Regions from separate parts of the Homo sapiens genome. Here region 1 is linked to region 2. Evidence: chromatin contacts called from ENCODE Hi-C or POLR2A ChIA-PET data. All regions are on one chromosome and are shown on one strand. The core of a region is the stretch at or near the end of the contact, and the rest is flanking DNA. Distances in the headings are between cores, read along the strand shown.

Region 1 (3,843 bases), core at 872-3,371, 62 kb before region 2:
CAAAAAGCAAGGCTAGCAACGGCCTCCACAGACTAAAGCCTGGGAACAGCTTTCAGGGTGGTACCCTCCCAGCCTCTCCAGCCATCCCTGCTCTGGTCCACAGTGGGACTGGCCAGGCTGAAGGTGTCTTGGGGTAGCCAGGCTGGAATACAAGACTCAGCACAGACGGCCTGAAACCCAGCCTGAGGTGGTAGCTGGGGTTTGTGGCGTCACAGCCCTTGCAGTGAGGGATCACTGCTTCCCTCTGCGGGTAAACACCTCCAGGGAGCTCCCAGATTGCAGGAGTCCAGGGTGCGTGGGCCTCTGGGCTGCTATGTCTGCTCACTCCATCTCTTCGAGGTCCACCTGACAGGCTAGCACCCTGGTCTGAAGGGCAGCTGCCATAGGCACCCACACTGTACACTGGACAGAGGACTCAGTCTTGCCCATAAGTCTGGTCACAGCTTAGCAGATTCTGCAGGTCCAGCAGGCACTTCCCAGCCCCTCACCGTCCTGGCCTCAGAGCTCCACGAGGACAGGGGCCACATCTGCCACATCCACCGCAGGATCGCAACCCTGGGCCAGGCCGCCCACAGCAGGCAGAGGGGATACCGCCAAGTGTCCAACTGGCTGCAACCAAGTGTGGGAGCAGAGCCAGGGCTGGAACCCATGCTGCCTGCTCCCTCGGGGCTCCACAGAGGAAAACAGAGCCCAAGAAATAACGACCTAGGAAAGCCCAGAGCAGACCAATCCACGGGGGAACAAAAATTACAAGTGCTTGGAGGAAACCCAGCAAAACAGCAAAGTGGATTCACAGATGGAGTGACTGGCCTCCTTTGTCAAACTATTATTTGCAACAATTTGGGCAGTGGCTAAAATTAATCATTTTGTAAAAGAATGACTCAAAATGAATAATGCAAACTACCAGAGGCATTTAAGCTCCTTAAGAGAGCTATTTTGCACTTTGGAGGCTGACATGTACTCATAATCGGCAAATGGACCACTTACAAACGCAAACTACTAGTCTAACTTCGCTTTCTCAAGAAATTACACTGCTGTGCTCCCCCCTCCACCACACACATCCCACCAAGATTTTACTTAGTTTAATGCAAATTGTGGAAAGGTGGTATTGTTTGTGGTTCTGTGATTTAAGGGTACTGTTTATCAAACTGCAAGGAAGGATCTCTGTCTTAGAAAACAGTGGCGGGTGGGGGGGAGATGCTACCTTAGATCTGTGGCCCGCTGCTAATCACAACAAAGCCAGCTCTGTGACAGCTGACAGCCCTGGGATCTGATGCAGATGCCCAAGGCTACACCTGCCCCATCTCTGAGAACACCCTGGGGCAGCACAACCAAGGCTCACTCACCAAGCTCCCCCGCCTGCCCTTAACACCCACAGCTGCTCCTGTTCCTGAGGGGCCACCTGGCTGCTCCCTCCTCCCTTCCTTCTGTTGGTCCCAACTGCCATGGCCACACCCTTCCTGCGCTGGCTGGGTCCCGTTAGCCAAAGGCATCAAACAAGTGTGACTCAACAGCTCATTTAAGAAAGGCGCCCCCCTCCTTCCACCGCCTGTTGGCTCATACCCAGGGGCCGAGGAGGTCAGGCTCCCACGAGGAAACACTCAGTGACTCACCATCCAAGCCCAAGCGCTAACACATGGGCCCCCACAGACACCTCCTGGGCCCAACAGAACTTCTCCTCTTCCCTCCTGACCCTCCTCCTCCTCCCCCAATTTTCCCAGCAAGGTAGTGGCACCATCAGCCCGCCAGGCCCTGGCACTGACTTCCAGTTCTCTCATTCCCATGCCCCTCATCACCCCTTCCTGCTGAGTCACCTCCTTCTCCTTCTGGAATCTGCCCTCTCTGAGCAGGACTCCTGGGCTATCCTGCTGTGCCTGCTTTCCGTTTTGTCCCCTCAGATCCAAGGCCCCACAGCCACCAGAATGACCCAACTCAAGTTCTGATCAGGTCCTTCCACTGAGTAAAGCCCTCCCTGACTTTCCACGGCATTCGGAAGCTGGTCCTCCAGGAGCCTAGTCAAGGTCCCTTGAACTCCCCCTGAGCTGCCAGAGGGCAATGTTGCTCAAGCAAAGCGAGTAAGCAGGTAGGGGCAGCCGGCAGCCAGCTCCTCACCAACAACCCCAGTCAGCTCCCATCTGCGTTCAAGCCTCCCGTGACCAGCAGTGACTCCTCTTAAAGACATTGTTCTCAGGAAGTCGGGCCCTGAACAAATGCCCAGGACCAATCCCAGGCCTTTGCAGAACCTTCCAGACAGCTGCCAAACCCAGCCCAGAGAGAGCAGGGCACTGATATGGGGTCCGCACATTCTGTAGTCTCATTCCACCTGCTAGAGTTATCTTGCTGTCTTCCTCTGGCGGAAAGCTAGCCTGGGGCTAAACATCTGGGATGCCTTTTTCCATTTAAGGAGTTAATCAGTGTTTTCCAAACCTTATTGGAATAACGAAGAAGCTGAATTCAAATTCATGTAGAGTGTTTATATTTTTGGAAGAGGAAGGATATGTTGATTTAAGTTCAACCTGCTATTTCTTTTTGTTTAGGACAGAGCTGACAGCATATAAACCACCACGCTTTCAGCAGACAGCCATGACTTATTGATCAAGGCGTTCTTTCCTGCTAAGCCCAGCTAGACAAGACCTCAGAATCCATCGCAACACAGATCCCTAGAGAACCATTACCAATGGATCAGAGACGATGGATCTGAAGAGTTTGCTGTCCCTGAGTTAGCACCTTGCTAAGGTCCTCACAAACAACAACTGGTCCCACTGCCCATTCGGCTGCAGTCTCCAGCCACACACACAGCTCCAGGGCTCACATTCAGCCCGACAGCCCTGCAGATCCGGCCGCAGTGAGACACCGTCAGCAGCTGTTGTCCTTTGATTCCCTGGTCAGGGCTTTTGAGTCCCGCTAGGCAGATCCCTCACTGAACTGATAGCAAATTTCATTTCAGAGATTGGCTGGAGCTGCCAAATTAAGCCCTTGTGCAAGGACAAACACCAGAGTGGCCCAGGCTGTCACGGGAGGGTGATAACAGCCCCCAAGGTGCAGGCCAAACACATCAGTCCTGTTGGCCAGATGGGTGACAGCATCTTATCTCCCATTTCACATCACCATCTGGAAGGCATTTAGCACTAACAGCCCTTCCTCCCAGGCCTCTTGATTTTTTTCTTCCGAAATTCCCAAGTGCACATGATCACATAATAGGGCAAGCGTTAAGGCCGAAGACTCAGGTCATGCTGAAGGTGAGATGCAAAGTGCAGAAAGGAAAGTGCTGTGAAATTGTGGGTTTGGAGAGCCAGGCTTGGTTGATACAAATGCTGGACAGCCAGTCCCACGGAGGCCTGGGACTTGATAAAATGAGACTCAGCAATGGGAGATAGAACAGGCGTCTCTCAGAGGCAGCCACTGAAAAGCCCCAAAGCCAAAATCAGAAGGTGCTGAGAGGTGCTTGTGAATTGGCTGGAAGCTCCGAGGCAGGCACATCCAGATATTTCTGGTCGTTGGTGAGATCCACCAGCATTCGAGCACCAGCCAGTTCACGTGAGAGCGTGAGCAGCCCCAAACAAGCTGATCTGCAGATTTCCAGCGGGCGCTGGGCTCCTGCGCAGTTAACCCTGAACTGGCTGGTCAGCTCTTCCCTGGCACACGTCTATCCACTTTACCTTCACAGAGAGAGCCCGTGCTCAGAGGAGGGATGTTATTTTCAAATTTGGCACAAGCAAAACTTAAGCAGGAAGGAAAATATTCACCAAGGGAAAAGTGATAAACACCATCCCAAAACCATAGGCGAGGCTTTGGTCTGGCTTGGATCGTCCAAGTTATGAATCCCCACGCCTGGTCATCACC
Region 2 (3,462 bases), core at 937-3,436:
ATTCTCCTGCCTCAGCCTCCCGGGTAGCTGGGACTGCAGAAGCCCGCCACCACGCCCAGCTAATTTTTTTTTTTTTTTGTAGTTTTAGTAGAGATGGGGTCTCACCATGTTAGCCAGGATGGTCTCGATCTCCTAACCTCGTGATCTGCCCGCCTCAGCCTCCCAAAGTGCTGGGATTACAGGCGTGAGCCACCACGCCTAGTCAATGCTGTGCAATTTTTAATTTTAAAAATAATATGTGGCCAACACAAAGTGTGGAAAATGTAGGAAAAAAAAATCAGAAAAAATACTGCTACATGCTTGCCACTTTCAGAGTTCTAGTGAATTTCCTGATTTTTCCTACACAATTGTTTGGGGGTACAATTCTTGTTATTTTTACATAATTGTGATTCTATATACTTGTTATGATCATATATATTCTATTAACAAGAGAAATTCCTCAAGACAAAGTTAACATAAGTATGGTTTTTCTAAAGCTTTTACCATTTTCTTTAAAGTTATTATAGGGGAAATATCAAAGGAAAATTTATGGAATCTTTTTGTAACTGTTTGTTACATGCACACATATTCACACACACATAAGCCCACAGCGTTCTGGAGGGGGCTAGTGGAAAGATTCTCCTCTCAATGTCCGCTACCAAAATTCCAGTTTTCCACACCAGGCAGTGCACATGCATTCATACATGAGGGATGCATACAGTGAGATGGTGAAGTGCATTATTGTTAAATTTTTAAAATATGTGCTATGAACTGAACTGTGCCCCCCTCAAATCCATATGTTGAAGCCCTAATCCCCAATGTGACTGTATTTGGAGGCAGGCACTTTAAGGAGGCAGTTGGGATTAAGTGAAGTTATAGTAGTGAGGCCCTAATCTGATAGGACTGGTGTTCTTTATAAGAAGAGGAAGAGGCCGGGTGCATGGCTCACACCTGTAATCCCAACATTTTGGGAGGCTGAGGCAGGCAGATCACTTGAGCTCAGGAGTTCAAGACCAGCCTGGGCAACATGGCGAAACTCCATCTCTAAAAAGAAATATGAAAATCAACTGGGCATGGTGGTGCACACCTGTAGTCCCAGCTACTCAGGAGGCTGACGTGGGAGGATCACTTGAGTGCTGGAGGTTGAGGCTGCAGTGAGCTGAGAACATGTCACTGCACTCCAGCCTGGGCAACAGAGTGAGACTCTGTCTCAAAACAAAAAAACACAAAAAAAAAACAAAAAAAAAAAAAGGAAAGGAAGAGACACCAGGAATGCAGATACACAAAGGAAAAGCTATGTGAGAACATCAAAAGCAGGTGTCTTCTGCAAGCTGGGAAGAAAGGCCTCACCAGAAACCAACTCCACCAGCACCCTGACCAGGACTTCCAGCCTCCAGAACCAGGAGAAAATACATTTCTGTATTTTAAGTCACTCAAGTTGTGGTGTTTTCTTATGGCAGCCCGAGCAGACTAATACCATAGACAGGTGGGTATTTACTGTCCCATCCTTTCAACATTTTTGAGGTTTCAGTTTTTCCAAAACAAAAAGTTGGGAAAATAATAACAGATGAAATTCACTAGGCCTCAGTGCTTTGTGTGGATTATCTCATTTAGCCCTGCCAACAGCTGTGCAAGGTGGGTACCACCCATGCCATTTGCAGATGAGAACCCTGGAGAACAGAGGCTAAGCATGGATCTCAACATGGACATCTGATTCCACTGGACACAATCTTCTTATTCACTCTGCTATGCAGAATAAAAACTTCCAAGGAAGGCAAGAGCCTCTTCCCCCAGCCCCATTCCAGCCTCTCTGTCCTGCTCCTCACCTCTGAAGTACACGCGGCGTCATTTGACATCCCTGAAGGAGGCATGTACACAGAACCACCCCTGCACTCATCTTTATCTAATGCCTGTTCCTGCACATAGGACATGGGAATGGTGCCTGAGGACCCAAAAGAGAGCTGGCTACTGTCTCAACCAGATTTGCATTTTCTGACCCAAAAGCAGAGCTGAGTAGGCCAAAAAAGAGAAAACTCAGAGGGTAAATTATATAAAACCCTCCGATTCACAAATGGTCACGGAAGACAGATGGGCCCATGGAGAGCCCTGGCCCGAGTGGGCTGACATCTGGAAAACTACTTGGGGTTTGGATAAAGTGTCTTGGCCTGGCTTTCTGGAAAGCACCAGGTCCAGAACGAAACCCGATGCCTCCTCCCCCACCCTTCGCTGCTCAGCATCTGGACCTGGCAATTTTCCTTGTAACAAGCACTTTACATTTCATTATGTCCCACCCATTAACTGAAGTCAAACAGTTTAGTATGTGATAAGAGTAATGGTGTGTAATTCAGAAATGAAGTGCTCCTATTTATGTCGGCTTTATCAAGCTGGAAAGAAACGAAGCCACTTTCTTGTCCACGCCTCTGACAGGAACTGCCAACTTAGGAAAGGATGTGGCTTCCCTTCAGGCTGGCTGAAGTCGTTACCATCTGGAACAAGATGATAAATTATATTTTGGCATCTTGTAAACTTGTGCGGTCTTATCAGAAAGCAACCAGGAACAAATTTTCCATGGAGTATGGGACACACAACAACTCCTCCCAAATAAGAACCCAGACATTGGTTTATTTAGCATAAGCTGGGTACCAGCAATCTCTTTGATTATCCATCAGAAGTAATTTTTAAAGCCAGATTAAAGCTGCTCACCAGGAGCAGATCTGCCTAAGGGCAGGAAAAATTCTAAGAACTGATCTGTTGAGGGCTGTGCATTAGTTGAAGCTTACATAATATCCTTTTATGCTTCGAGATTGAGTTGAAATGTGTGGGATAGAGCCTCTGCTCAGAATCCGCAGGCCAGCACCCCGAATGGAAGCCTTTCACCCTCTGGGGGCACTGCCTCTGTGTGGAGGTCAGGGAGGGCCCAGGGACTAGAGCCTCCATCACAGACCAGATGTACACAGCACAGTGAAGGGAGAAGCATGGGCAGGGGCTGGCAGGGGGTCATCTGCCACAACCAAGGTCTGAGCAGATGATGGGGATGCAGATGGGTTCTTAAATGCATAGTTCTGGAAACACACACACATGCAATGCTTAAAGGGAGGAAGGAGGCCAGCTACAGAAAACACAAACATGGCCCCTGCACGACCAGGTTTTCAGGAGTCGGCAAAACCATAAAGCAAAGCCGTAAAGATAGAGAGTTGCCATGTACTAAACACTGACTCAGGCCAGACCCTCTGGGCACTTTTTTTTTTTTTTTTTTTTTTTTTTTTTGGAGATGGAGTCTCGCTCTGTCGCCCAGGCTGGAGTGCAGTGGCACAATCTCAGCTTACTGCAACCTCCACCTCCTGAGTTCAAGCAATTCTCCTGCCTCAGTCTCCCGAGTGGCCTGGACTACAGGCGTGCACCACCATGCCCGGCTAATTTTTGTATTTTTAGTAGAGATGGGATTTCACCATATTGGCCAGGCTGGTCTCTAACTCCTGACTT

What was found. Hi-C counts contacts between places; a loop is a spot of excess contacts on that map. ChIA-PET counts read pairs that join two places held with the same protein, here RNA polymerase II (POLR2A). Pooled maps may share reads with other maps.
Region 1: a pooled map shows a loop between it and region 2 (5-fold over the local background). The contact joins two enhancer-like sites. A Hi-C loop is called at or near these places in 3 of 168 maps with a recorded cell type or tissue (cardiac septum, endothelial cell of umbilical vein and psoas muscle) and 6 of 50 pooled maps. POLR2A ChIA-PET finds 5 or more read pairs at or near these places in 4 of 52 experiments (MCF 10A, Panc1, WTC11 and 1 more).

Annotation. Positions count from the first base shown.
Region 1 is chr10:122,139,034-122,142,876 of GRCh38, reverse strand. The region is part of intron 6 of TACC2 (transforming acidic coiled-coil containing protein 2); the gene reads right to left. Among named protein-coding and RNA genes, the nearest start is that of BTBD16, 130 kb to the left of the region's middle. RefSeq lists enhancers at 1,409-1,703, 1,429-1,723. Within about 2 kb of position 2,121, at least 21 of the 41 ENCODE cell types and tissues checked have a DNase peak (open chromatin) inside an H3K27ac peak, as active enhancers do; they include psoas muscle, where a contact is called at or near this core.
Region 2 is chr10:122,077,980-122,081,441 of GRCh38, reverse strand. All of the region lies in intron 3 of TACC2 (transforming acidic coiled-coil containing protein 2), which reads right to left. Among named protein-coding and RNA genes, the nearest start is that of TACC2, 91 kb to the right of the region's middle. Within about 2 kb of position 2,186, at least 5 of the 41 ENCODE cell types and tissues checked have a DNase peak (open chromatin) inside an H3K27ac peak, as active enhancers do; they include psoas muscle, where a contact is called at or near this core.